Linked DNA regions of Homo sapiens: region 1 is linked to region 2. Evidence: read pairs that join two places in POLR2A ChIA-PET (ENCODE). Cell type or tissue: CD4-positive, alpha-beta T cell. All regions are shown on one strand. Links, peaks and the distances in the headings refer to the core of each region. The heading gives the core; the rest is flanking DNA.

Evidence for each region. Peaks named below come from ENCODE experiments on the same cell type or tissue, not always from the same donor. Only the 100,000 strongest peaks of a DNase experiment are listed, where the experiment ranks them.
Region 1: POLR2A ChIA-PET joins it to region 2 with 5 read pairs; 2 of 35 experiments call an interaction of 5 or more read pairs at or near these places.

The regions. Positions count from the first base shown.
Region 1 is chr5:140,608,096-140,611,016 of GRCh38, reverse strand. It overlaps a transcript of TMCO6 not described here and the pseudogene RPL36P11. Among named protein-coding and RNA genes, the nearest start is that of CD14, 24 kb to the left of the region's middle. In CD4-positive, alpha-beta T cell, for the core only: no CTCF peak of the experiment used is centred there; a DNase peak (open chromatin) is centred at 1,666.
Region 2 is chr5:140,507,565-140,510,485 of GRCh38, reverse strand. ANKHD1-EIF4EBP3 (ANKHD1-EIF4EBP3 readthrough) reads right to left here. Exons shown (of 36, transcript NM_020690.6): 20 at 2,488-2,701; 21 at 674-849; 22 at 305-467. It overlaps ANKHD1 (ankyrin repeat and KH domain containing 1), which reads right to left. Exons shown (of 34, transcript NM_017747.3): 20 at 2,488-2,701; 21 at 674-849; 22 at 305-467. Among named protein-coding and RNA genes, the nearest start is that of EIF4EBP3, 39 kb to the left of the region's middle. In CD4-positive, alpha-beta T cell, for the core only: no CTCF peak of the experiment used is centred there; no DNase peak of the experiment used is centred there.

The sequences.
Region 1 (2,921 bases), core at 317-2,816, 100 kb before region 2:
AATGTAATACATCAGAAAAATAGAATTAGAAATAAAAAACCACGTGATTATTTAAATAAATGCAGAAGAAGCATTTGACAAAATTCAACACCTCTCACGAAAAAACACTCAACAAAAGGAAGGAAGGGAACTTTCTTGCATGGTAAAGGACATCTGCCAAAAAAAATCAGTTTATATCATACTTAATAGTAAAAGACTGCTTTTGCCTTAAGATCAGCAACAAAACAAGGATGTATTTTCTCACCACCTCTATTCAACATTGTACTAGAGGTTCTTGCCATGAAAATTAGTAAAAGAAATAAATGGCATCCAGGTTGAAAAGCAGGAAGTAAAATGATGTCAATTCACAGATTATATAATCACATATATTAAAAACTCCTAGTGATTCACTAAAATACATGAAAACTAATCAGCAAGTTCAGCAAGATTGCAAAATACAAAATCAATATACAAAAATCTATTGTATGTCAATACACTTAGAATGCACATTCTGAAAATTAAATTAAGTAAACAACTCTGAGCAGGTGTGGTAGCTCATGCCTGTAATCCCAGCACTTTGGTTGGCTGAGGCGGGAGAAGTGCTTCAGCCCTGAAGTTCATGACCAGCCTAGGCAACACAAGGAGACCATTGTTCCTACTAAAACTTTCTGTTTGTTTGTTTGAGACAGAGTCTTGTGCCGTCGCCAGGCTGGAGTGGAGTGGCATGATCTCAGCTCACTGCAACCTCCATCTCCTGGGTTCAAGCAATTCTCCTGCCTCAGCCTCCTGAGTAGCTGGGACTACAGGCACATGCTGCCACGCCTGGCTTTTTTTTTTTTTTTTTTTTTTTTAGTAGAAATGGGGTTTCACCATGTTGCCCAGGCTGGTCTCAAACTCCTGAGCTCAGGCAATCCGCCCACCTCAGCCTCCCAAAGTGCTAGGATTCTGGGCGTGAGCCACTGTGCCCAGACTGTTCCTACCAAAACTTAAAAAAAAAATTAGCCAGGCATGGTGGCTTGCACCTGTAGTCCCAGTTACTTGGGAGGCTGAGGTGGGAGGCTCACTTGAGCCCTGGGGCTTGAGGTTGCAGTGAGCTATGATAGTACCACTGCATTCCATCCTGGGTGACAGTGAGACTCTGTCTCAAAAAAAGAAAAAAGAAAAAAATTCCACTTGCAACAGCAGCAAAAAGAATAAAATGTTTAGGAACAAATATAACAAAAGAAGAGAAGAGCAGACTTACACTCTTAAAACTACAAAATGTTGTTGAAAGGAATTAAAGAAGATCTAAGTAAATGGAATAATATCCCATGCTCATAGATCTTATGATTGTCAAGATGACAATTCTCCCCTAATTCACCTACAGATTCAATGAAATTCTTTTTTTTTTGGTGTGTATGAGATATTGCATTATGATTAGAAATCATTTCCAGCACTTGCTTCTATGCCTGTTGCCCCATGCCCGAGGTAGGGGGCTTGGATCCAGGACAGGGTGTGGTCCTGCCCGGGGGTGGGTCCCAAACAGATGAACAGACTGGACCTCCCCTCCTTTCCAATGCCAGGGAGGCTGCTGAGGAGGACCACAAGTTCCATAATAAAATAAAGATTTTATTATGCTCACAGGGGAGGGTGGCTCATTCCTTGTGGGCAGCTGCTTTCCTCTTGGCGGCCAGGATGTTGCTCAGCTCCTCCTGCTTCCTGTTGGCACAGATGTGTGTCCCCACCCTTTTCTTGATGAACTTGAGGGCCCAGTTGTCCTTAGAAACCTCAAGCAACTCCATGGCATGCCGCTCGTTTGGGGCAAAGCCATACCCCTTTCAGGCCAGGTCTGCACAAACTCAGTGTTCTTGGTGAGGTGCCCATGGTGGTGGCGACTGAGCCTGGGCTTTCTCCTTACCCCATCATTACCTGGGCCCTTGCTGAGACCCCAGTCATGGGGTGGCACAGAGCCATGGCTACTCCTTTTCAATCTCAATGAAAGTCTTATAAGAATCCTAGCTGGTTTCTTTATAGAAATTGACAAGCTAATTGTAAAGTTTATATAGAAGTTCAATGGGTGCAGAATAGATAAAACAACCTTGTAAAAGAAGAGCAAAGTTGGAGGACTCACACTTCCTGATTTCAAAACATTATTGCAAAGCAACAGTAACTAAGACAGTGTGGTAGTAGCATAAGGATAAGCAGACAGATCAATGGAATAGAAGTGAGAGTTCAGAAATATACCCACATGTCTATGGGAAACTTATTTTGACAAGGTTGTCAAGAACATCCAGTAAGGAAACACTAGTTTCAACTAATGGCAAAGGGACACCTGGATATCCATATGCAGATGTATGAAGTTGGACCCTTACCTCAAATCATATACAAAAATTAATTCCACATTAATTGATTACCTAAATGTAAGAGCCAAAACCATAAAGCTCTTAGAAGAAAACACAGAAACTAATCTTTGTGGCCTTTGATTTAGCAGTGGATTATTAGATATGACTCCAAAAGCCTGAGCAACAAAATAAATAATAATAAACTGGAATTCAAAATTAAAAGCTTTTGTGCATCAAAAGGCATTACCAAATAAAGTGAAAAGACAACCTACAAAATGGGAGAAAATGTTGCAAATTATATACCTGGTAATGGTTTACTACCCAGAGTTTATATAGGATTCCTACAACTCGGCAACAAAAAGGCAAACAAATCAAGTAAAAATATGGGAAAAGGGCTTGAATAGCCATTTCTCCAAAGGCACACAAATGCCTGAAAGTCCATGAAAAGATGCTCAACATTATTATTCATTAGTAAAATACCAAAAACAAACAGGCAAATTAAAACCTGGGCAAAGAACTTGACTGAACATTGCCACAAAGAAATTATAATAAATGACTAACAAACATAAGAAAAGATGCTCAAAATCATTGGCCATTAAGGTAATGCAAACCAAAAACACA
Region 2 (2,921 bases), core at 120-2,619:
CAAAAATTAGCCGGGTGTGGTGACGCATGCCTGTAATCCCAGCTACTCAGGAGGCTGAGGCAGGAGAATCACTTGAACCTGGGAGGCAGAGGTTGCAGTGAGCCGCGATCATGCCACTGCATTCTAGCCTATGTGACAGAGTAAGACTCCGTCTCAAAAAAAAAAAAAAAAAAAAAGAATGGAAAGATAGCAGTGATTTTTCTATGGAAATATACTCAATTCTCCAAGATAAACTTATCTTTCTCACATGGTTTTAACTTAGAATTGGCTTAAAATTGACCTTTCTTCCCCCATATCAAATTACCTTGCGAAATGCTGACATAAGAGGTGTGATTTTCCGGTTATCTGCTGCATCCACATCAGCACCTGCTTGCACTAGCAACTGCACAACATCAAAATGACCTCCATTGGATGCCAGCCAAAGTGGCGTATTTCCCTTTTTGTTACGAACATCAATGTGGGCTCCCCTGTAAACAAGGCATATTAATAGTTTGTTTCCTGTAAGAAGAGGCTGGCTTTTTCTAGTTTTCTCTATCTTCTTCTTTTACAAAATAACTTGCAAATAATCTTTTCTTAACAATATCAATAAAGTAAAACAATGTTATTAACTTTAAAAGCTCTGAAAAGTGAAAATGACCATGAGAAGTTCTACATATAATAGAAAAGTACTCACCTATGAATCAGGAGTTCACAAAATTTGTAGTGACCTTTGTCTGCTGCTATTGTTAAAGCAGTATCTCTTGAGGAAGGCACAGGGGGAGCATTAACATCTGCTCCTTTATCAAGAAGAACTCTTCCAACCTCTGCATACCCTCCAGAAGCTGCTTCCATCAAGGGGGTAAGACCCGTCTGTTTAAACCAATAAATTATGCAACTAAGTTACATTTCTTTTTTTAACTATTCCGTAGACCAAAACTAAGCTACATAATTTCTTTAAAAACCTGAGGCAATTAACTTTTAAGACAATTCTAGTTCTGATTAGCTCTCATAAAAGAGCTAAGCAATATTTTGCCTTGAATTTTACTAAACAGCAGTAGAAATTGTTAGATTCAGACGTGCTAGAATGAACTTAAAACATGTTATCTCATGCTAAAAACAATTCTGTAACTTCTATACTTTTGTGAATTTACTCAGATAATTTCTTTGCATAATGAATAGAGATATTAAAAATAAGTAGATTAAAATCACTTTATAAATTTTTTGCATATGTGCCTTTGGTACGTTAGTCTCCAACATTTTTTCAAAGGACATTTCCTACTGGTACTATCCAAAATAACACAGATTTCTCTAGGACCTTTAATGGATGAGTGGCACACAATGAATACTTGTAATAGAAAAAGACAAATTGAATGACAGGAAAGACTCATTTCTCTTTGTGTGGTAAAAAGCCAAGGAAAAACTACACTTCCTCATTACTTAGATTAAAAGAATGTAAATGTTGCACTAAACTTTAAGAAGTAAAAGGAATTTCAGGGAAGAAGTACGAGATTTCCAGTCAAATCTTTCCAATTTCAAATGAGCACTAGATTCTCTGTTGACTAATTATTAAAAATTCTACCCAACCTACGTCTTTCCAGAGTTCTAAGAACCTTGCAGTTCTAAGCAAAGAAATTCAAGCCAATGACATACTAACTCCTATTTTCTTTCCTCTGTGTGTGTTTCCTGCATCTATGGAGATTATCTTATGACTTTTCTCCTTTATTCTTTCTTTTTTGTGGGGGCGGGGGGTGGGATGGAGTTTCTCTCTTGTTGCACGGGCTGGAGTGCAATGGCGTGATCTCTGCTCAGTGCAACCTCCACCTCCCAAGTTCCGGTGATTCTTCTGCCTCAGCCTCCTGAGTAGCTGGGATTAAAGGCGCCTGCCACCACGTCCAGCTAATTTTTTGTACTTTTAGTAGAGACGGGGGTTTCACCATATTGGTCAGGCTGGTCTCAAACTCCTGACCTCATGTGATTCACCTGCCTAGGCTTCCCAAAGTCCTGGGATTACAGGAGTGAGCCACCGCGCCCAGCCTCCACTAACTCCTATTTTCTTAATACCAAATAGTCATGAAACTGTCAAAATCTGCCATGGTCAAATTAGATGTTAGCTGCCCTAATTTTATAACTTGTGAATTAAATTTTTGCTTGGGATTTTTACAATGATAAGCACATACCTCATTAAAGGTGTTCTTTAAAAGTCTACAGTGTAAGAGTTAATACAAAATAATCTTACTACATTCAAAAGTTGTAAGCTGCAGTATTAATAGAAAGCTACTCAAGGCTGAGGTTGGGAAAAGTACTAATTCTGTTTTCTTCATTGTCCTTAATAAAAGTCATGATGGTGACAGTATGTCACTCACTATTATACAGCATAATCCCTCAACTCTGCATTGGTATCAGTTTTAATTTATGATAATTTAAAATATTATATTCAATTTGCGTTAAAATGCCATGTTCTTTCTACAGAAATGTATCTGAAATAGTTGACAAGTAAAAAATGCTTACCTTTGCCCTATGTTCAACATTGGCTTTTCGGTCCAGAAGCAAACTCACTACTTCTGCTCGGCCCTGGAAACAGGCCAGGGTGAGAGCCGTGTTCCGATTGGTCTCTATTTGGGCATTAATGTCTGAACCCATATCGAGCAGCAATTTTACTGCAGGAACATGTCCATTCATTGCAGCCAACATCAGGGGAGAAATACCTAGTTTACTCCCAGTCCTAAAGGGGGAAATGTGCTTAGAAAATTAAAATAATATGTTGCCTATTATTTTAGAAAAGCATTAAAGATGAAAAGGTTTCACTAAAAAGAGAGGTTTCTAACATCAATGAATAGATTTTACTTGTTTCGACCAATAATAAAGAATAAGAAAATGTCACAATTTAAAACATAATTTCCGGCCAGACATGGTGGCTCATGCCTGTAATCCCAGCACTTTGG